Regions from separate parts of the Mus musculus genome. Here region 2 is linked to region 1. The links are chromatin loops, found by intact Hi-C in ENCODE. Cell type or tissue: left cerebral cortex. All regions are shown on one strand. Each heading gives the region's core, and the rest is flanking DNA. Links, peaks and the distances in the headings are about the cores only.

The links. A loop is a pair of places that touch in the nucleus more often than their neighbours do. Peaks named below come from ENCODE experiments on the same cell type or tissue, not always from the same donor. Only the 100,000 strongest peaks of a DNase experiment are listed, where the experiment ranks them.
Region 2: a loop joins it to region 1, with 12 times the contacts of the local background. A loop is called at or near these places in 4 of 42 quality-filtered maps.

What each region holds. Positions count from the first base shown.
Region 1 is chr15:44,890,566-44,902,918 of GRCm38, forward strand. No RefSeq gene overlaps it. Among named protein-coding and RNA genes, the nearest start is that of Gm23343, 51 kb to the right of the region's middle. In left cerebral cortex, for the core only: a CTCF peak has its summit at 3,507; DNase peaks (open chromatin) are centred at 5,859, 6,963 and 7,210; H3K27ac peaks cover 2,726 bases.
Region 2 is chr15:45,010,975-45,023,327 of GRCm38, forward strand. No RefSeq gene overlaps it. Among named protein-coding and RNA genes, the nearest start is that of Gm23343, 69 kb to the left of the region's middle. In left cerebral cortex, for the core only: no CTCF peak of the experiment used is centred there; DNase peaks (open chromatin) are centred at 5,527, 5,974, 6,802 and 7,335; H3K27ac peaks cover 5,202 bases.

The DNA of each region.
Region 1 (12,353 bases), core at 2,776-10,775:
TGATACATATGCAGCTAAAGACAAGAGCTCCCGGGTACTGGTTAGTTCATATTGTTGTTCCACCTATAGGGTTGCAGTTCCCTTTAGCTCCTTGGGTACTTTCTCTAGCTCCTCCATAAGGGGCCATGTGACCCATCCAATAGCTGACTGTGATCATCCACTTCTGTGTTTGCTAGGCCCCGGCATAGTCTCACAAGAGACAGCTCTATCTGGGTCCTTTCAGCAAAATTTTGCTAGTGTATGCAATGGTATAACTTATGTTCTAAATATTAAATATATCTAAATAACGATATTGCCTGTGAATCTTTTCTGGAACAACAACTACTCCCCAAAAATTTAAAGCTCATTGATTCAGAGCAATGGCTTGTAGTAAAATGCCTTCAGAGGTATCAGCTAATAAAATACCCTCCATATATGGATAATATACACTGAAGGATTCAAATTTCTTGTATTGAAGCAGCAACACATTTTTTTATATAATGAAGGGCTATTAGCCATTCCCTGTGGCCAAAGTTTCCAATGATATCGCTTCATGGACTCCTTAAAATTACAAGCTGACTAAAAGCAAACCCTGTATAATTATCAAGATGTAAAGGAATAAAAAACAATACTCCAAACCTATAATAAATCTATATAGAGTAGGGAGGCCAGATTGTAATCCCTCTACAAGTTCTATAACCTCATTAATCTTTCATAAGTCTTAAGTTTGTACTTTGTTTTGAACAATACTTTGATCTGTAATAATGTTGTTTTGGCCTAAGAGCAATTCCCAGGTGTCCCCCCCCACCCCCCCCCCCACCCCAGGTAATGGGAGGGCCCAAAAATTTCCCTAGGCAGGGTTTGCAAAACAAAAGCAGTGCCACACAAACCTCTGAGTTTTGCATTAACTCAAATGTAAATATTTCTTAATCTGAGCCTATTGCCTGAGGCCTGTCCCAGTAACTAACCCTCCTGCAACGAAGACAGATTTTAGAGGAGTGATTCTACTTTCTGTCTGTGCCTCTACTTTTTGGACAGTCTTTTCTAAAATGATTTATGCCTACCATACTTAAAATATTCCTTATCACCTCAGAGCTGTGAAAGCATTGCTTGTACTGTAGTTCTCTGCAAGGCAGTAGCCTCTAGCCAAACCCTGACTCTATGAGGGTCCAATTTCTGCACAAAGAATGTATCCAGATAAATCTGTCTTTGCTTTATATGGCCAGATGGCCGCATGGCAGATTAGCATTCTCATTAAGACAATTGTGTAACAAAAGGAATTCCTGCCTGAGGTTCTCCAAAATTTCTACTAGCTGCTTTTAGCAGCCTATCCACAAGTTCCTGAAAAAGTTCATCAGGAGCTTGTTTGATACCAGATAAATTCCCACTGAAATTTCTTTTCCAGTCATGGGGGGTCGGACGAGTGTTAAATTTGCTTCTACCACTATATCCAATAAAGCTTGTATAAAAGAAATGGGTCAGCATTCCCATACTGGCCACAGCTGTTTTTATCTTTTATTACTCTAATAATCATCTTAATTCCAAATATGGGTGAGTTAAAAATCTTGTGCCTGTGACCAAACTGCAAACTGCAGCCAATGGAACACTGGCAGTTTAACCATAATTTTTAAGTTTCTTTTACACAACTACAACTTTGGAAAGCAAAACTCAACCTCCAACAATCAATCCAGTCTCTGCAAAGACACCAAGTGAGTCACCTCCATGCTACAAAGTGTGGCTTCCCATTCCTGCACATGAACGCAAGACGGTGCAGCATCCAATACCTCAAAGAGACACTGCCCTAAATCCTATCTTTTATAAGTCTGGTAGTTACATAGAATATTTTCCCAATTTAGAAGTATCTTTAGAGACCTGTTTCCCTGTCTTGGCTTATGCCTCATGTATTTCTGAATTACTCCAACCATGAGTTACCAATTTTAACCCAAATTTCTGCTACCAATGTTAAAATTTTTTAATCATACCCAATAATTTATAAGCTAATAATCTATAGCCAAGACATGCAGAACATATTTATACTTTTAAAACCAGTCAGAGACAAAAATGAAGTGGCTGCTTACATTTACTTATTTAAATCAGACAAAATTCTTAACTTTCCTAGCTGTAATTTCAAGAAAGGAACACTTTGTCATCTGCTGAACCCAGTAATCACAGTCACAGAGATTTTTGTAGGAAGCACAGCCATCAGTTCCCTTAACATACACCTTGAGAAGCTGCTGGTTCCTTTAAGAGCAGCTTTTGCAGACAATCATCTCCTGGCAGCTTTTCTCCAGCTGTGCTAGACTCTTAACTATAGGTGCAGGGCTCCAAAAGCCAATTGAGACTGTTTTTTTACTTATTTATTTCTTTTCTCTTATTTTTTGAAATGAGTTAAAACTAAATCAAGGGCTGAGCAACCAGCAGATAAAGTTTTAACTGTTTTTTTTTTTTTTTCCTTTTGAACATGAATCAGAACAACAAACAATCAGTCAAACCATAAAACAAAACCACAGATGTAAAACAGTCAGTTTTGATGGACCTGCACAGATTGGCATCCCAAGAACAGACAACAGACAGAGAGGGAAGAGAATTAGACATCCCAAAGGGACCTAGACATCCTATTTAAGAGACCCAGAACCAAGCATTCCTCCAGTAGTAGCCAGAGAGGAGGCAGGATGTCTTCCAACCTCCTCCTCCTGTCCTAGGAACGCTTGAAACAGCTTACATTCATTTTCCTTCTCCTTCACCAAAGCATCCCCGGATAGTTGGGAAGTACTGCTTTTCTCAAATCCACTCTCCCATGTCTTGAGTGTAAACTATCAGGGTCCAAAGACTAAAAGCACCTATGAGAATTACCTTTGCTTCTCTAGATTTTACCATAGCTCTAAACACATGCACAAAACACATTTTACCATTACCTTGTCCTTCTACAAGGTTTATTCAGTGTTGGCCCAAATATTCTTTACTTTCCTTTGCACGTGTTTCCAATTCCTGTGGAGTCCTTCACTGTACCCTGCTTACTGGTGCCCTGATGTTGAGGTGCTATCTGACCAACCCCGCTCAGTCAGTCAACAGGTTCTCCAGCCCAGGAGTGAGGATTAAAAAGAAAAAAGACATGCAACATTGTAGCATGACCCCAGCCAGTTCTGAGGCTGAGGCCTTTTTTTTTTTTTTTTTTTTTTTAACTGTAGCCCAACTATCTTTTTAAAAAATTTTTTTATTAGATATTTTCTTCATTTACATTTCAAATGCTATCCTGAAAGTCTCCTATATTCTCCTCCCACCCTACTCCCCTACCCACCCACTCTCACTTCTTGGCCCTGGCATTCCCCTGTACTGGGGCATATAAAGTTTGCAAGACTAAGGGGCCTGTCTTCCCAGTGATGGCCGATTAGGCCATCTTCTGGTACATATGCAGGTAGAGACACGAGTTCCAGGGGTACTGGTTAGTTCATATTGTTGTTCCACTTATAGGGTTGCAAACCCCTTCAGCTCCTTGGGTACTTTCTCTAGCTCCTCCACTGGGGGGCCCTGTGTTCCATCCTATAGATGACTGTGAGCATCCATTTTTGTATTTGCCAGGCACTGGCATAGCCTCACAAGAGACAGTTATATCAGGGTCCTTTTAGCATAATCTTGTTGGCATATGCAATAGTGTCTGCGTTTGGTGGCTGATTATGGGATGGATCCCTGGGTAGGGAAGTCTCTGGATGGTCCATCCTTTCATCTTAGCTTCAAACTTTGTCTCTGTAACTCCTTCCAGGGGTATTTTGTCCCTTATTCTAAGGAGGAATGAAGTACCCACGCGTTGGTCTTCTTTCTTTTTGATTTTCTTGTGTTTTGCAAATTGTATCTTGGGTATTCTAAGTTTCTGGGTAGCCCAACTATCTTAATATTCAAAAGTAAGCATTATACAAAAATATCTTGATGTTTGGAGTATATAAGAAAATAATTATAACTTACAGATGGTTTTAAAAATATCAGTTCCAGATATTATGTGGAAATGGGTTCGTGAAAAAAAATCCCAGTTCTCCAAGTATATGCTGATATACTCAAATACACCAAATGCATTTGATATAAACAAAGTACAAAGTACTGTAGAATGGAGAGGAGATAGTGACAATTCCTGTAGTGCAACCTGGAAGGAATATTTTTGTCCAAAGTTCCTCTGAGTGATCCCTTCAGTCCATTTTCTTTCTAATCTATGTCCTCCTCTGCACAAGTTGACAAATTGCTACATCTGTCCAACTGATCTCTTTGCCTGCCCTCCATCTGGTCGACCTCCATCTTGTTTTCTTCATCATTGTTTCTCTTTTGCTCCTCATTGGTGCCCTTCTCAGTTAACAGGCAAAAATGGCTCAGTGTGAACACACACTACATTCATATTTATTACGTAAACAGTTCAGGGATGGATGGCTGTAGTGTATTTTCTAGCTCTAACCATCATTTATTCTCCTTCTAATATACACTCTCTTTTCTAGCCGTACTCAATAGCTCCACTGATCTATACTCTTATCTACATTTTTTTTCTTTTTATATTCAAGCATTTTCACTGAACATTGGATCCCCTGGAACTGGAGAGACACAGGCTGAAATGTGGGTTTTGGGAAACTAAACCTGGGTTTTCTACAAGAGTAGTCAGTGCTCTTAACACTGAACCATCTCACCAGCCAGTTTACTGAGTAATTATAATTAAGTTAGTTCATCTCCTTTAGATATTATCATCTCCTTTAGATATTATTTCCTCCTTCTATCCTCAGATATTATTTGTTTCAAAGAATAAAGGAATTCGAATATAATAATATCCAAGCTTTATAAAGGAATGCAATCACTGTTTATTCTGGACCTGCTTCCTACATGTGTGCCTTATGGACCCTTTGTCCAAGGAAGATATAACTCATTCTATTATGAAATCATATCTATATGATTTTGTGATTTGTCTTCTTTTCTTCCTGATCTATGAGTAAAAACAAATACTTCTTTGTTCACAGTCTAAAGAAAAATATATATTCCTTTCTTGTTTAATTTGTTGATATTTAAGATATATGAAGAGAAAATATGATAGTCCCAAACAGCTGATAGAGAAATGTGGTTGCATTGAAATAGCTTGACAAATTCCATAGATTCCATTTTTTTAGATCACACTGTATCTACTTTCAGGAAACAAAGTAAGTGAATACTAGTACTCTTCCCAGTTTCTTTTTTCATTCAGGCAGGGACCACAGCCCAGGAAATAGTATTGCCTGCATTTAGAGTAGCTCTTTCCTTCTCCTTTAATTCAATCTATAAACTCCTTCACTATTTCCTCCAGAGGTTCAGCTCCTAAATAGTTCTAGAGATGTAAAGGTAACAATCAAGATTAATTATCACAATGATGGTTGATCTTTTCTACTCAGCTTGTGCTTCCATTATTCTCAAAAGTACAAAATAACTAGAACTAGTTATTGATTTCAAACTCACAGAAATTGTACATGTTTGAAGGTAATAAGAGTATTGATTGCCCTGATTCAATCATGTTATAAATTGTGTGTGTATATACATATATATAAACACACAGACATAGATATATAGCATGCTATTCTCTGTCTCATAAAATGTGTATTATGTTTTATGTCATACAAACAAACAGAAATATATAAAGGGATCAGAAATATAAAGAGATTTTTTTCCAAATTAAAGTGGAATACCACAGGCAATCCATTTTATTTTTTAACAAAATGAGGCTACATGAGAAGAAATGTACTTATTTGTAAGCAGCTATCTTTGATTCATCTTCATGGTACCCTATTTAAACACTCCCACTCTCTGCTCTCTGAAAACTCAGTGTCAGGAAGGAAAGCTGGCATTGTAGTGGGAACAGATGTGCAGTCACTTCCTTCCCTCTAGCTTGGCTAGGCTGTCGATAAAATTAGCAGTCTATACTAACACTGAGGGTTTGGAGCACTGCCTCAAAAAAAGCAACATTTAGAATGAGTTTGTGGCTCAAAAATCTTATCTCAAGTGGAACCACCTTCTTGCCTCTGGTTGAGTAGAAGTATTGGGAGAAGACAAACTGTGTGGTTGCATTATAGTAGAATTTCTTTTTATGATATGAGAATGCAGGCTTTATTTGCTCATCAATGGTAAATACTGTGTACATATTACTTATTCTGTGTATCTATCCCTCTTTTCATTCTCTTCTCTGCTTTAGAATCTCCAAACTTTGTTGATGCTTTACCGCATACTCATATGTGTTAATTCTAAGTCTTCTAGGCAAGGTGAAAGTAACAGCAAGTATTCAGATGGATTTCTCTGAAGTTCAAACCACTTGATGGTGGAATATTTTGTTACCCAAGCAGATACGGTGGCATTTAGTTCATATATTTCGGTGTGGTCTCTGAAGTTACTTGGATTATCTCTTCTGGTTTATTATGCTTTGGAAGGAGGAGGAAACCAGTCTGTGCACAAAATTCAATAATAAATCATTTGAATTATATTCCCTAGGAATTACAGCAAGACATTTAAAAATAAAAAAAATAAAAACAGGGTGTTAGCAACCTGAGTAAGTTTGTTTTAAGTAGTGCCAAGTTAAAGGCATGATTTAACTATTTTTTATTCATCAAATACAATCTTGTCATGTTAACATTAGAAGCTAGTTGAAATTCTCAATAATCAATGAAAGGATTGCTCACTTGAACAATGGGGCCACATGTCATAATTTTTAAGGGAAATTACTCTCTGGTCTTCTCCTGTAGCAGAAATCCCGGCTCTGAGATGAGATCAGATTTTTAAGTTGCCACTAAATGAACATCATTTAGCATTTTCCTTCTTCTAAAAGAGCTCATCAAGTAATTGCTCTCTCATAGCAGCCAAGCAGGATGAGAAGCAGGATGTGGCATAATGAAGCTAATGAAAATTTAAAGTCACCTCCACCCTCTGTTGCTTGGAAAAAGCCCATCAGAGCAATGACTCTTTCCACAGACAATGACATACCTCCTAAGCTCACTGAAAGCAACACTTGCACGGAGCAAAGTGAATCTTCCTGCTTCCCTATATACAGCCCATTCAAATTATTATAGTTCCTGGAAGGCTTTGTGATTTTTCCTGTGCTAAATAGTACTGAAATTTGACAATTTCAAAGGTGAAAAGAGACTGAGATCCCTGTATTTAACTATAACTGATCTTGTAAATGTTTTATATAATGTCTACATAGACTATGAGACTTTCACTTAAAGTATCTACTTTTAGATCCTCAACTGGTTCCACATATTTCTGAATTTGTTCCAGGAAACTTGCCTTAAAAAATTGGGACATCTTCTAAATTACACAATACAGGAGTTTTGTCGAGGAAGGAAGGATCTTTTAAATTTAGTTTTACCTAACAACAGATACTGAGACAGTGCCTTTATTACACATGTTTTTATCTAGGAAGTGATCCCACCAATTTCTACAGAAACTATGAAAGTTGAGAAAGGAGAAATGCCAAAAGGAGAGTAAATAATGGGTTACTGGTGATGTGTAGATAATTAAGGTATAATTCTTTGGGAAGCCATCTAAGAAACCATGAAGAATTTGTCTCAGTACCACCCTACTGATGGAAGAGGAAGAGGAAAAGGAAACAGGGTTATCTATGACCCTGAGAGTTTAGGACATCCTGGAGGTGGGAGTTCTTGTGGTACTGGAGGAGCCCTTAGACAGAACAGAAAGAATCAGCATTTGAATGGGGAAAGCTGTCTATCCCAGAATCTGGAGGTGATGACAGAATGAACTGAGAGGTTATGGGACTGAGTATAACATCTCTACAGTAAATCACACCATCAAATTCTCATATGCCTTTCTAAAATGAATATCCTATTCCTCATTTCATATGTATAATAAATGTGTAATTATATATGCATAATTCACTCCTGGGTAAAGATTGGGAAGATAGCTATGTGACAGAATTGAGAAACAGCTCAGACTTGGCTTCTGGAAAGGAATAATAACAGTATTATAGTACCAATATCCTTGAAGAGCTTTGATTTTTGTTGTTGGTTTTAAGAAGTGCTCTTATTGTTGCCTTGCTTACGTATCTTGTATCAACAATCACCATGGTATATAAGCCACTATCACAACTCTTGTGGATCAAGTCTTCTTGGCTGTCACCGTGGTCTTTCTCTTTATTTTTATGACAGTTAAATACTGTCGTGGCATCCTGTTTTGCAAATGGACACTGGGGAGTCTGTTTCCAGGAAATACCTTTTACTGTCCTGTTGTTCTATGGAAAACCATGAAACTTCTTATTGATATTCCCAACACCAGTGTGTTCCTTACTATTTTAGAGAAAAGGAATACCACTTCAGCTTTCCAAAAACATAGCTGATTGGCAGATATCTGGCTTCATGGTTATTTCGTCCCCTTTTAATATATAAATATATATATTTTAATTAAAATTTTGAATTAGTATATAGTTATATCACTTCCTCCTTTCTCTATCCTCTCTCTAGATCCTGCCAAGTCCTCTCATTCCTGCTAAATTGATGGCTTCTTTTGACCATTATTGTTATGTTTTATATATGTATAAATATATAAATAACAACTTCTTGAGTCAATGCAATTTGGCTCATGTGTATATGATTTCCTGGAGGCCACTTTATATTGGATTGCCAATTAGGGATCTCATGCCTAGGAGAGCCTAATTCTCTTTCTGAGTTGCTTATAGTATTTTGTCTAGGGTGGGACTTTGTGAGATTTTTTTCCCTTCTGTGTTAGCATGACCACTGATTTTTTAATGTTTCAGGTCTTGTTTCAGTAGTCATATTGATAGGGTACCAGGGCTGTAGCCTTAATTTCTGGTCCCCTGGTTCCTACAATCTTTCATTCTCCTCATGTTCTATGATGAGATTTGGGGAACATCACAGACGTTTCTTAATTCCTAGTCCTTTGTTCATCATTTTGTAAAGGCGATTATGTACCTCAGTTTTGACTACAGTGGACCATTAGTGTGTTCAGTCCAGAAGAATACCATAAGGTTTAGAGGAAACTGCCAAGTTAAGAATTTGTATTCTTTATCCTGTCCTATACTGTATGTAAGTACACTTGCCAACTTTTTTGTTGTTGTTATGTGTTAGTTAGACACTAGGTTTTTGTTTGGAAAATAAAGTATTTTATTATGTAATGAGCTATGCTGTGCTGATATGACCCTACCAATCTAAACTATGTATTCTAAACTGAAATTCAAGTAATCATTTGGAGAACAAATAGTTCATATTATAAAGGTGTGTACCTTTCCAGTGGGCCTCAAAACATAAAAATATATCTGTGATAATATCTGTATGTATAATATGTTTATAGACAAAATCTAATAAATAAGATATATAATAATATATATGAGAAAGGTGATTGATATGCCAAGTGTCTAAGGTTTTTTAGATTGCTGATAATCAAGCTGGTTCTTTGGTCAACTTGACACAAATCAGAGTCATATAGCAAGCAGAAATCTCAATCAAGGAATTTTCTCCATCAGATTGATCTGTGGGCACATCTGTGGAGTATTTTATAGACTAATGATTGAAGTGGGAGGAGTCATTCACTATAGTCAGTGCTAACCCCGGACAGATGGTTCTATCTTATAAAAGAAAACAAGCTGATCCAGCCATAGTGAGCAAGACAGGAAATAGCCTTCCTCCACGGTATCACTTTAGTTCCCATGTTTAGATGCCTTCCTTTGAGGATGAATTGTAACCTATATACTGAAATAAACTTTCTCCTTTCTCAAGCTGATTTAGTTATTATATTCATCACAGAAGTTTGTTTGAACAAACAAACAACCCAAAGTCAACAATTAACTCAAATATAAACAAACACTTCTGTTGAACTTGAATAGGCCTTTTTTTATTGGTTATTTTATTTATTTACATTTCAAATGCTAGCCTCTTTCCAAGTTTCCCCTCCACAAGCCCCCTATCCCCTCCTTCCTCCCTCCTGGCTTTATGAGGGTGCTCCCCAACCTGCCCACCAACTCCTGCCTCAGCAGTGAATAGGCCTTCTTAAACGCAATGTTATTGAAGTTCTGTGCTATATAATCTATGCTGTGAAGGATGATCTATAGCATAAGGTGTTTGTCAGAATCTATGACCCTTGCCTACCAGACACCCCTTCATGGACTCTGTAGTGTCACGGAATAATGCCTCCAGGCATTTGAGCAGTTTCCAAACTAGCACAGATCAGAATCACTTACAGACTTTGTTAAAGCATCTGTTCCTGGGTCTTCCAGTGAAATCTGAGGATTAGCATGTGCTCTCAATGGAAAGAGATTACAGACCAAGACTTTATCTGCTGTCTCTCCTGTGATGACCAGTAGATGAGTAGTTGTCCTCCTGTATTTAAGATGCCTCAAACTTAAAATGAACAATTTAAATTAAAATCTTTTTTTGGGGGGGGGTTTAAGACAGGGTTTCTCTGTATAGCCCAGGATCTCCTGGAACTCACTCTGTAGACCAAACTGGCCTCAAACCCAGCAATCCTCCTGCCTCTGCCTCCCAAGTGCTGGGATTAAAGGTGTGCGCCACCACTGCCTGGCAAAATTAAACTCTTAATATTTCCTGAACCTCCGTCTTCCTTATTTTTCTCTGACTCAGCAAGCACCTGTTCTACTTCAGATCAAAGTCTTTAACACAAATCTTTTCATATAATACATTATATGAAATACTACTAAGTAAGCCAACTTTTACTTGAATACATTCCTTTAACTTGACTACTTCAGCACTAATCCAAACCCCAGGTATGTTTTCTTGAATTATAAAAACCTCCTACAAGTCATTTCATTATGCTTACATTCAGTCCATACACACATGGTTGACAAGGCAACCATGGTTGACCATGGTTGTAATCTAGCCCATGTTATTCATTAATTCAAATCATTCTAGAAACTCTCCAATAGGACAGTCAATAATTTGTTCATAATCTAGTTCCTTACTCCTGCTCTTAATCCAATCTTCTAGTCATTACCTTTTCTAATAATCTACTCATGGGCTTCTATCTTCTTCACTGGACAGACCAAGCAACTTTGCATCTCTTATATTAACCATTATTGCTATGTTTTACTTAAATAGCAAAAATAATCCCAAGGGATACATACTACAGTAACCCATTAGGACTCTGTCTGATCCTTTGTTTGATAATTTGACTTAATATATGTGTATCCTTTAGGATGTTTCTACTGTATTAGGCTTATAGACTATCCGAAATTTCCGCTTAATTTTAGCTGCTCTCCCTGTATTTTCCTCCCAACCCCTGTCCCTTCCTCCTACCAACTTGATCTTCCCATTTCAGACCTCCATCTATTCCTGTCTATTCTATTTTCATTTCTGAGTGCATACATATACTCATGCTGTTAAGGGCTATCAGAAAAGTATAACTAATGTTATATAATATTGAGGCATCTCACTGGAGAACAATCTAATAGATGTAACACATTCCTGACACTGAATTTTCATTTGTTAGCTTGGGGCATCTATAAGAGGTATTGTTGTTCCATTATATTAAAACTTCATTGAAACTCTTGTCATATGTGCATATGTTTATAATTTAGGGAGCTTCAGAAGTACTAGCTTTTTATATGACCATCTTCTATCCAGTCCTCTCATTCTCCTCCACATTGAACACTTGCTGTTCCGTTATTTTTTCTCCCACTGTATCATGCTCTTTCTTTCTTTCCTTAAAAGTTCCTTTACCAACACCCTGCCCTCTATGGGTATTCCAAACAAAATAGAAATACCTAAAGACACAAAGCCAACATCTAAAGGAGAGAGAAAGTATGGGACATCTGTCTTTCTGGGTTTGTTTACTCAAAATGGTATTTTTAGCTCAATGAATTTACCTAAGAATTTAATAATTTAATTTTTCTTAAAAGCTGAATATTACATTATATAAGTTTATCACATTTTATGATCCATTCATCTGCTAATGAACTGTTGTGGAAATTATATTAAATTCTATCCCAGGTATCTACCCTGAATTTAACCAATTAGTTCCTGAATGAAAGACACACACAACTTTTATATTTATAATAAGCCTTAAGCAGGACAAGAGCTGGGCATCTGCCTACCCTGCATGCTATTAGAATCTATTTTCCTATTGATAAATCTGAGTTACTACTTACTATGTTTCGTCTGGACTGCTCTTTGCTCCAGTTGGTCATCCCTCAGGGCCGCACTCTTCTGATTCTTGATCCATGCCCACTTCCTTCTCCTACTGCACTCTCTTTTCCTTTTGGTATTCCTCTCTCTCTGCAAGTCTCTGAAACCTAAACCCTACCTATGTCTCTTCTGCCCAGCTATTGGCTGCTGGCATCTTTATTCACCAATCTGAAATACTTGGGGGCAGGATTACAAGGACTATGTGCAGACTTCAGGACA
Region 2 (12,353 bases), core at 2,043-10,042, 120 kb after region 1:
TGTATATTCAACAAAACTGGAAAATCTAGTTGAAATGGACAATTTTCTAGACAGATACCAGGTATGAAAGTTAAATCAGGATCAGATAAATTATCTAAACAGTCCCATATCCCATATCCCCTAAAGAAATAGAAACAGTCAATAAGAGTCTCCCAAACAAAAAAGTCCAGGACCAGATGGGTTCAGTTCAGAGTTCTATCAAAGACCTAATACCAATACTTCTCAAATGGTTCCACAAAATAGAAACAGAAGGTACTTTATCCAATTCGTTCTATGAAGCCACAATTACTCTGATACATAAACCACACAAAGACCCAACAAAGAAAGAGAACGTCAGACAAATTTCCCTTAGGAATATCAATTAAAAAATACTCAATAAAATTCTTGAAAACTGAATCCAAGAACACATCAAAAGGATCATCCATCATGATTATGTAGGCTTCACCCCAGGGACGCAGGGATAGTTTAATATATGGAAATCCATCAACATAATCCACTATTTTAAGAAACTCAAAGAAAAAACCATATGATTATTTCATTGGATGCTGAGAAAACATTTGACAAAATCCAACACCCATTCATGATAAAAGTCTTGGAAAGATCAGGAATTCAAGGCCCATACCTAAACATAATAAAAGCTATATACAGCAAACCATTAGCCAACATCAAATTAAATGGAGAGAAACTTGAAGCAATCTTAGTAAAATCAGGGACTAGACAAGGCTGCCCACTCTCTCCCTACCTATTTAGTATAGTACTTGAAGTCCTAGCCAGAGCAATTCGACAACAAAAGGAGATCAAGGGGATACCAATTGGAAAGGAAGAAGTCAAAATATCACTATTTGCAGATGATATGATAGTATATATAAGTGACCCTAAAAATTCCACCAGAGAACTCCTAAACCTGATAAACAGCTTCAGTGCAGTAGCTGGATATAAAATGAACTCAAACAAATCAGTGACCTTTCTCTACACAAAGAAATTCTGGAAACAACACTTTTCACAAAGGTTACAAATAATATAAAATGCCTTGGTGTGACTCTAAGTATGTGAAATATCTGCATGACAAGTACTTCAAGTATGAAGAAAGAAATTTAAGAACATCTTAGAAGAAAGATCTCCCATGCTCCTGGATTGTCAGGATTAATAAAGAAAAAATGGCCGTCTTCCTGAAAGCAATTTACAGATTCAATGCAATCCTGTCAAAATTCCAACTCAATTCTTCAAAGAGTTAGAAAGAGCAATTTGCAAATTCACTTGGAATAACAAAAGCCTAGGATAGGGAAAACTATTCTCAATAATAAAGGAATTTCTGGTGGGACCACTATCCTTGACCTTAAGCTGTACTAAAACTGCATGGTACTGGTACAGTGAGAGGCTGGTAGATCAATGGAATAAAATTGAAGATCCAGAAATGAACCCACACACCTATGGTCACTTGATCTTTGACAAAGGTGCTAAAATCATTCAATGGAAAAAAAGACAACATTTTCATCAAATGGTGTTGATTCAACTGGTGGATAGCATGTAGAAGAACGCACATCAATCCAGTTTTATCTCCTTGTACAAAGCTCAAGTTTAAGTGGATGAGGACCTCCAAATAAAACCAGATACCTGGAAACTAATAGAAAAGGAAGCGTGAGTAAGAGCCTTGACCACATGGGCACAGGGGAAAATTTCCTGAACAGAACACCAACACCTTATGCTCTAAGATCAAGTATTGACAAATGGGGCCTCATAAAATTGCAAAGCTTCTGTAAGGCAAAGAACACTGTCAACAGGACAAAATGGCAACCAACAGATTGTGAAAAGATCTTTACCAGTGCTATATCTGATAGATGGCTTATATCCAATATATAAAAAGAACTCAGGAAGTTAAACTTTAGAGAATCAAATAACCCTATAAAAATGGGAGACAGAGCATTCTTCAATATAAGAATTCTCAACTAAGGAATCTCAAAAGGCTGAGAAGCACCTGAAGAAATGTTCAACATCCTTAGTCATCAGGGAAATGCAAATCAAAGTGTGATATTTTAGTCCTTCTTAGAAGGGGGAACAAAATACCCGTGGAAGGAGTTATAGAGAAAAATTGTGGAACAGAAACTGAAGGAAAGGCCATCCAGAGACTGCCTCACCTGGGTTTCCATCCCATATACAGTCACCAAACCCAGACACTATTGTGGATGCCAACAAGTACTTTCTGAAGCCTGGTATAGCTCTCTCCTGAGAGTCTCTACCACTACCTAACAAATACAGAGGTGGATGCTCTCAGCCATCTAATGGACTGAGCACAGAGTCCCCAATGGAGGATCTAGAGAAAGGTCTTAAGGAGCTAAAGGGGTTTACAGCCCCATAGGAGGAACAACAATATGAGCCAACCAGTACCCCCCCAGAGCTCTCTGGGAGTAAACCACCAACCAAAGAGTACACATGGTGGGACTCATGGCTCCAACTGCATAAGTAGCAGAGAATGGCCTTTATGGTAATCAATGGGAGAAGAGGCCCTTGGTTCTGTGAAGGCTTGATGCCCCAGTGTAGGGGAATGCCAGGGCCAGGAAGTGGGAATGTGTGGGATGGTGAGCAGGGGGAGAAGCAAGGAGATAGGGCATCTCTGGAGGGAAAACTAGGAACGGGGACAACATTAAAAATGTAAGTAAAGAAAAATCTACTAAAAAAATGAAAAGAACTGAAAAGCATTGATTTTAGAGCTTACCATTAAATCTCTCTTCAAAGAGAAATCATTTGAAGGTCAATTATAATAATAAAAAAGCTATAATGCTTCTGAATAGAACTGAATTCTACTTTGTTATATAATCTTTACTTTAAATAAATTTTTAAGTAAAACAAGAGGATATGGCTTTTTACATTTCCTTTCTTCCCTTTTGTCTCTCCCAGGTACTCTTCCTTCAACTCCTCCCATGTGGCATATTTTCAAATTGTTAGGCTTTTAAAATTTGATTATTATTAATGTGCACAAAAATATAAGCATGTAAATATAAAACATACCTTTGTTGGTATGTATGTGGTTAGGGGATGAGTACTTTCTATTAAGTAAAAGTGGCATCTTGGAAGCAGAAAGGAGCCACTGGGGTTGTGGGTGAATCTTTTGAAACCTCAAATCCTGTCCCCAGTGACAAACCTTTTCCAACAAGACCACAACTCCTAATCCTTCCTAGACAGTCCCATCAACGTGAGGTCAACTATTCAAGCACATAGAGCATTTTTATTTGAGCCATCATGTCCCATTCCATGGCCATCAGAGGCTGTTGGCTGTTTCATAATGCAAAAATGCAAGTTAGTCCAATTTCAAATATTCCCATTGTCTTTCACAGTCAACACTTCCTAAAAATCCAGTCTCTTCTGAAATGGAAGGCAGTTTACTAACAGTTACACCCTAAAGCCAAAAGCAATTATAATCTGGCAACATATAATGGCACAGAATGTACACTGCCATTCTAAAGAAGAGCACTGGGGTCATAGTGATTAAATAGTGAACCAAAGCAAGTCTAACCCCCCAACAGGAATACTCCAAATTCTACAATTTCATACCTCGTGTCAAAGCGCTTGGATGGCTCTGCCCTTGTGCCTCTGCTTCCTACAGCAGATATTTCACCTCATGTTTACAACTTGCTTTGGAAGATGTTTTATGGTTCTAGCATCTCTAAAATCTTGAGCTTACCAGTGTAATCCAGGTTTCAGTTTCACAGCTCTATGCAATGGCATCTCAGGATCTCCATTCAAGGAATTCCCTGCTGCATGCGTGGACTCAGAAGCTCTCCTCAACTGCAAAGGAAGATTCCATGATTCCTTTACTTGTGTATCCTGCATGACTCTAAAGTCAGAACATGTGCACAATCCTATCAAGTTTGGCTGATCACTTGGGTGGATCCTGACCCCCTATATTTGCAGAAACTTTCCCTTGTAGTGTTGTTTTAGGGGTAGAAAGGTCCTCAGGTCTTTTCTTTCTTTTTTTTTTTTAATTGTTGAAAGCTTACTTGGGTGTTGTCTTTCTCTCCCTTTATTTCATTTCAGAACCCAGCTGTCTTTAGTCTTACCTCTTCCAGCACAAGCCTTGACTACAGCTCTACATTTCCTGGTGGTCTTTCTTTTGCTTCAAACTCCATGTTGTGTTTTTTCTTTTTGCCTTGCTTGTTCTTTTCCTTGCACACTCCCATAGGAATGATTACTAATACACATATGACAGAATCAATATTAGGCTGTCTTGGAACGTCCTCCAGCAAGGAAATTAATTAAAAATTTCAATTTAGCCCGAGGCATATTCTTTTGACATACACAAAAGAAAGCAACATTATTTGCCAAAATATTTCAAGAATGGCCACTAGCCCAGTTGCTAATATTGTTCTACTATGAAATCTCTTGAGCTGGGTTTACCTAGCTACATTGCTTTTAGCACTACTTTCTTCCAAACTCTTAATAGAATAGTCTGTTAAACCCTGCTTATAGTATTCAAGCACTTTCTTAGTCCAAAGTTCCAAAATCTTTCCTATGGTCCACCCTGAAATCCCAAAGCAGCATGGCCAGAGTGGCCACAACAATACCCCATCTTTGTACTAGATTCTCTCTTAGTGACTTTTCCATTACTGTAACAAGACACCATGAGCTAGGCAAGTTATAGAAGAAAGCCTTTAATTTTGGGCTCGCAGCTCCAGAGAGTTATAATTATGGTGGGGAGCACAGCTGCTGGCTGCTGTGGTACTGGAACATTAGATGAGAGCTTATCCATAAGCCATGAATCAGGGAGAGCTATCTAGGAATGGTGTAGGTGTTTGAAACCTCAGCTCCTAGCCCAGTGATGCACTCCTTCCAACAAGGCCATACTTCTTAATTATTCCCAAAGAGTGACGCAAACTGTGAATTAAAGACTGAATCTATATGAGAGCCATTCTTTTTTAAACTACTACAGGGGCCCATTCCAGGAAGGGGGTAATTTTCCCTCTCCCAGCAGTCATAAATTATGTAGAATTCCTTGGCTAGTGTTGGATCTCATGACACTTCCTCACTGTACATTAGGATGTCTTTTGATATCGAGACTTCCTTCTGCCAGGGTAGCCCAAGTGACTCCTTTCAGAACTTTAAGGTAAGTCCCCATTGCTGAATTAGGGACACTTAGGCACTTGCATGGTAGTAACTAAAAGCTGTCTACTAGGATGTAAGATCCACTTAAGAGAAAAACAATAGTACTTGGAAAGTACTTGAGAACCCATTCAATTGCCTGAGAATAGTGAGATCATGGACCTTAGAAAATAATCTACTACCACCACTTTGCCAAACCAGCATTATTCCTTACTACATTTCAAATCTTATTCTTATATACACAGATATATGTAGCTACTGCCCCTTTTCATAGAATCTTCCCTTCATAGAAATTGGAGACAATCACAGAAACCCATAAGTGGTTACAGTGCAGAGATCAACAGATCAAGGGCAGCCTAGCCCTAATGGATATATTTACATCACAGCTCCTGCTTCTGTGACTCAGGAGGCATTATGGAAGAGAGACAGAAAGCTTGTAAATGTCAGAATACCAGGAAGCCTGTTGTGAAAATGTCTTTCCTAGAAAAGGCTGTGTAAGCAAGACCAAAACAATGCTATGTAATTTTATAGACTTTTACATAGGCAATCTTAGCAATTCAGACAATTTGAAGGCTTATTGACTAATTTTTTTTTTTTTTTTTTTGGTTAGAAGTTATAGGAAATCCAATCCAAAGTGACTCAACAAACAGGATATATTTTTCCTCACATAAGGAAAATTGTAACTGTTCATCGAAGCTGTTAATCAATGTTTTGATTTTCTTCCTTTTTGACACATGGTATGATTTTGCTAGTTTCCTCCTGGATGTGAGGTATAGTTACGTAATGTGCTTTAACCATTGGGATGGGAGCAGATGTAGCTTGTGCTATTTTGGGGCAGGAACCTTTAAGAGTGAGTGTTTCTGCCAAGTTCTCTTCTCTGTGCCATGGTGATGGGCGAAGTGCCACGTGACTGCTATAGAGTGCAGCCGTCACTGCCCACTATGGTTCAGGGATTCTTGTGGTGGCAGCAAGTGTGTCCCCACTGACAAAAGACACATGGTTCATCTTTTTCCGTGTCTCTATCTTCTGTTTTTCATCATTTAGTCACCTCATAATCTCAAAATGGTAGCTGTAACTCCAGAGATTATTTTTATGTTCAAAGTAAGAACTAGTAAGATAGAATTTGTGGGATTTACTTTACCTAGAACGGAAAGACAAGATTCTGGGGCGTTTTTCTGAAGAAATATCTTTATAGCTGGTTTGCCAGCAGGACTGGGTTAAATGGCTTCTACGTGTTAGGTGGGAAGTTCCCAAAAGTAGACATAGTATTACTCAGCAAAATCTAGATATATGTAGAAAGGACACAATGTCATGTAGACAACTGACATTATGTACCTTAAAGGCACAATTAGCATGGAAAGTCTTCAGTTTTTCCCTTAAGATGAAAATAGGGTTTTTTTTTTTGTTGTTTGTTTGTTTGTTTGTCTGTCTGTTTGGTTGGTTTTTTGAGACAGGGTTTCTCTATGTAGCCTTGGCTGTCCTGGAACTCACTTTGTAGACCAGGCTGGCCTCAAACTCAGAAATCCGCCTGGCTCTGCCTCCCAAGCCACAGCACACCTTAGCAGGAATTATCTAACATATCTATTTATACTCATAAATAAACTATAGAAGCTACATTTTAAAGTAATCCCCCATAGCACTTCATCTTAACTGAGCATTTTCAAGACCTGGTCCTCATTTCCCAGGTTGTTATTGGGCAGCTCTGTGGGTCATGATTTAAAACCTGTTGGACACCAGGCTTCATGTTTGTGCATCATCCCTTCTGCTCATCAGGTCAGGTAAGAAAAACTAAATTGATCTGGTAATCACACTCTTTCACAAAAGAAAAAAATTAGTCTCTGAAAAATATTAAGCAATTGTTGCAGATTATCCAAACTACTACCTATGGGAGTCAGGAAATTGACATGTGATTTGTGCCGTTATCTTAGAAGGCATTAGAGTTTCAAGTTGTGTGGCTTAGCATGCAAGGCAATAATACACTTTTTCATATTTTCCAATTTGAGGAAATTACATGTAGTGCATTTGTCCTTTTTTGAACTTTTCGACTAGAATTCCATTTTTAATCTGGACTTCTTGATGTGCACGATACAAAATCAGTATTGCTTTTTATATTTAAAAATGCTCTGTTGATGGTATAATGTGTTCAACATATGTATGGGGGTGGTGGCTGAGAAGACAGGCACTCAAATAACAGTTTTACTCAAACTTGAGGGCTCTCTAGATTTGGTTTAAAAATATAGCCACTAGTCATTTTGTCACTTCCTTGGAGAGAGCTTAATGACGCAGACACTGCTGAGCCTGCTCATCCCACTCTTCTTTCTTTTCCCTTGGGGCTGATAATGCAAACAGTCTCATAACGCTGACATATGTGAGGTTGTACTGACGAGACTGTTTCTGGGTTTGGCTTGGTCATCAAAGCTATATAATTCTGGTCATCACCTCTGGTTATAATTCTGATTATAACTTATAGTTAGAAGATAAGATTCTAGTTCACTTTGCAGTTGTTTCACGTCATCCAGGCATTCAACAGAGGTTTATGTGTTCCAAATCTCACACTTCTTCTCATCTTCTCCTTTGGTTGGAAAGTTTATTACAAATGGGCTGACAGTGGGGATCACTTACCTATTGTGACTAGGGACTGACCTATGGACCTACTTAGAAGCCCATAAAGTTTGAGACTTGATCTCACCACTGTGGAGCTGTTATGCTATGTGGAGCCATAAGGACCCACTAAAACATAATTGAAGTCAATTATATCACATATTAATTACATATTATAATTAAAATGAAAAGTTTCAGAATATCCCACACACTGCTTATAGCATCATCAGGTTGCTGGATCCTTGGGGGAAGATGAAATTTCACTTTGTTAAGTTAATCAAATGCTAAAACAACAACAACAACAACAACAACAACAAACTATACTGATTGTTTTTGTGATACTAACAGATTCATCTGTTCAGTTTTCAATAAAATCTTAACTTTTCCAAAACAATGGTCTAGCCTTCTATTAGCTTCTACAGGATAATCTCTTAAGCTCTTGGGATATCCTGTTAATAAAACTTAGACTCTGTCTAGTGCCTAGGTTTATGTGTGATACTCTATGCTAGGAATATGATTCACAGTAGGGCTAGTTGGATCATGTAGTACCCTACATCTACGTCTGTGGGGCTAGTGACAGGACACTCAATCAGGAAGCAGTTGGAGTTATGCTATATTTCCATGCCTCAATAAAACTCTGAACACTAAAGTTTGCAAGTTCTTCTGCTTTGAAAATGCACATTTTCACATTGGCTACTTTTATGTTAAGTTGACATTAGCTAGAGTGATATGAAAGGAGGGAACTTGAATTAGGAAAATAAAATCTAAGGCTAAACTCACTGTGAGTGGTGCCACCCCTTGGCTAGTGGTTCTGGATTCTATAAGAACAACCTATGTAGAGGAAATCAGTCAGCAGCACCCCTCCATAGACTTTGTATCAGTTCCTTCCTCCATGTCCCTATCCTGCTTATGTTTCTGCCCTGACTTCCTTCCATGACGAGCAATGATTTAGAAATGTAAACCAAATAAACTCCTTGAGTTGATTTTGATTGTGGGCAATTGATCACAGCAACAATAACTCTAATTAGGACAGAGCCATTATTTTAGTTACTTTTCTAGTTATGGTGACCAAATACCTGTCAAGAAACAACTTACTAGAGGAGAGGTTTATTTTGTCACATTGTCTTAGTGATACAGTATTACCATCCATGATGAAAGGATGTTCTTGGCAGGGGCCATCTCAGTGCTGCAGTTACTTGCTTATAACTCTGCAAATCTGGAAGCAGAGTTGGGACAAGAAGTGGCACAGGGCAATAAGGCCTCAAGGCTTGTCCTGGTGTTTCTACTTCCTCTAGTGAGGCTCTTTTTTCTAAAGGTTTCACAAGCTCCCAGAACAGTGCTGCTAGCAGAGAACTCAATGTTCATACCCATGGGCCTACAGGGAGCATTTCCCATTAAACCACAGCAGCCATCTGTATGACTCCACTGAGAGAAAGAAATGGAAACTGCACCTGGGACTCCTGTGGACTCTGCTTGGTGAGCCTCTTCTTTTTGCTAGCTTGTGGCTGTGTCCTTTCACAACCAGACCCTGTGACTGGAAGAAGAATGACTTTCTGAGTTCTGGGAGTCCTCCTGGGAAAGCATTGCACTGAAGGTGACCTTAGGGTCCTGCCACATTGGCACCTTACACTGCAGAAATACTAGAGATCTGGAAATATTTGTAATAAATCTCTATCTATGTCTCTCCCATCCCCTATCCACAACAAAACACACAAGCAAGCAAGCAAGCAAGCAAGCAAGCAAGCAAGCAAGCAAGCAAGCAAGCAAGCAAACCATTCTCCCTTCCCACAGACTCAGAAATATCACTGGATATCCTGAGTGGGGTTTTGATGCGTTTCTGCATGCCCCCAGCAGGGAGATGGAGGGTAGTTTTCTATGTATAATATTCTTCCCCCCATTACTAGTGAATCTAAGCCTCATGAATAAGATCTTTCACTAACATTTCCATAGGTCAGCCTTGGGTAAAATTGGGAAGGAGACTAAGAATATGTGTACCCGTGTATATTTGCATTCAGTTTAACTATATTATTTAAGGATCTCTTTTCTTAATTACTAAATTACCTTCTCAAAAGTCTAACAAATAAATCCAATGCTTATTAGCTAAGACTGGCTTAGGACACTCCTTTTAAAAGTATTTTTCCTTCATGTTAAGAATATAGAACACTGGCTTTCTGGAGAGCCTGTGTAGAAATTATCTGGAGTCTGGAGCGATGGCTCAACAGCTAATAATGTTCCTTACAGAATACCCTGGTTCAATTCTCGGTACCAGAAGATAGGTTTATAACCATCTGTAACGCCAGTCTCAGAAGATTAGATGCTGGTGTTAAACAGACTTACCGGAAGGCCAAGAACCTATAAACATGTAAAACACATACAGTGAAAAATAAAATAAAATACTTAAAAGGGTTTGGAGAACAGGTTCTTTAGTGCCTATTTCTAAAGTTCCACTGAGCATGAGAAGGAAGGATGGTATGCTTATATTACACAGTATTTTGCATGAAAAGGCAAGAGGATTAAATTGAATTGGAATCAGCTTCTCTTCATTTGGACATCTGAGGCTTCTATTTCAGGATTTTGGATAAACATTCACACTTAGTGCCAATAGTACTTCCCCATGCACTCAAGAGAGATTTCTGATAATAACTCCTAGGCAGACATTCTAGACCCTCAGAATTGTACTGGGCACTTCCTCACTAAGCTGTTTGTATCACTTATGGAGCTCTTGTGTTCCACCTGGTATATGGCTCCTCTTGTGACCACCCATATTACACCTTTTCCTATGGTTTTTGTCTTTATTTCTGGGACTATGCAGCTTTCACCAGCTTATCGCTTCTTCATCTAGAACATGAAAGAACCATATACCCCATATTTCAGTGCTTACAATGCAGTAACTGCTCATTGATCGATGGCTGTCGAGTCCACAAATGGCGAAAGGCCTTGTTCATTATACTTTCATCTTAGACTCGTCTTAAGGAATGTCAGTTTAGGTTAGAGACTTGACATTTCCAGTTCTTTGTTTAAGTATTTTGATTATTTAAGAGATACAATAAAATGACCTTTTAGAACACTTGGTAAATAAGAATACCATTAGAAGGTGGTTTTTTTTCTTTCTAAGCAAGTTTCTAGCAAAATTTAAAGATGTTTATATAAAATCAATACTTGTTAGGAAAATCATAGGTAGAAAATATGCTACATACCATATGAAACAGAAACTGGGCCATGGATGGGGGTGAGTGTGAAGCAGAGAGATTTCTTACAAGTTGTCATTCTTCACTTAAAGGGTGCAGTCTATTTTGGTAGCGTCTCTGCTGCGAGCATTCCCACAGTTTTTAATAGCTCAGCCTCAGCTGTCAGGAACATTTGTGTTAATTTTTTTCTCTTCAGCACACAGGAATGGCTGTGCCTGTTGTTTTCAGATACCAAAATCTGCTTCCTAATAATATGACTGAAAGTGTCCATCAACCAGAACTCTAAAAGTATCTTTTTATTTCTTGAGAAGTTAGGGATGCTGGATGTTAGGAGACTTCTCTTCTGCATTAAAGACCACACTAGAACTTAAATGGAACAGAGGACTTATTTGGAAACTACCGTTCTGTTGCTGTTGTTAGTAGCTTCTGTTAATAATGGTGTGATGATACCTTGTGATGATCCTTTTAGGCTTTGGTTTTAGTTTCATAAAGAGAAGCCCTTGTAGATCTGAAACCATTACCTTTATGTGGACAATATGCACATTGAGAATTAAGAAACATTTCTGCGTATTCCAATGGATTGAAATGCTTCTTTTTCTCAGAACATCATTTGAATGTATTCTACAGTGAATATATTAACTTACTACTGATGCTATCACTTATCTCAAGTATTGCAGATTTAGACAATAGCGATCTGTCAGTACAGTCCTGTGTCTTATCAATCAAATGTAGGTGGTGCATCTTCTTGTAGTTGGGTTCCACAGCGCCAAATTCAAGGTGTTGAGAAGATTTTCCAGAGGCTGTAGTGGTGACTTTGCCCATCATAGGTTGTTCAAAAAGGTTCTTATACTCCATTTGCCTTTCCCTTCAGATTTCCAACTGTTAGAGAGTATTTGTATTTACTTTCTCCAGGAAAGCTCTTCATGCATACCAGACAAATGATTTTCTGAACTCTATTCCCATAGATTCTTCCTCCATATTTAATGTCAGAAATGATGATCTGAGTCCAGTTTTGGTTTCAAACACCTCTTCAGTCTCATCTTTCTTCTGCTTCCCTTTTGTTGTTGCAACTCTCCCCTGGGTCCAGTAAGAGGAATTTGCTTGAAATGTTTGTAGTAATGGGCCCACTTATATAATTTATCATAAAGTACATATCTTAATGTTCATAACCTGAATTATATGTGCAAAGTACATAGGTTGTTATTAGATTGACTAATCAAATATTGAGAATTCAGTGTAAGTAGAATTTCACTTAGCAGAAATATTATGGTTTGGCTATGAAGTGTGTTTGTAAAGTGTTCAGGTGATATCAGCTTGCTTCCCCAACTTGTGGAGCTAATGAGAAGTGATTGGTGAAAACAACCAGTTGAAAGTCCATTAAGGAATTCAAGTTTAATTGGACTCTTAAGAAACAGTAAGTACTTGTAGGAAGTAGGACATGGAGAATTAGTCTTTGTAGATTGTGTTTTT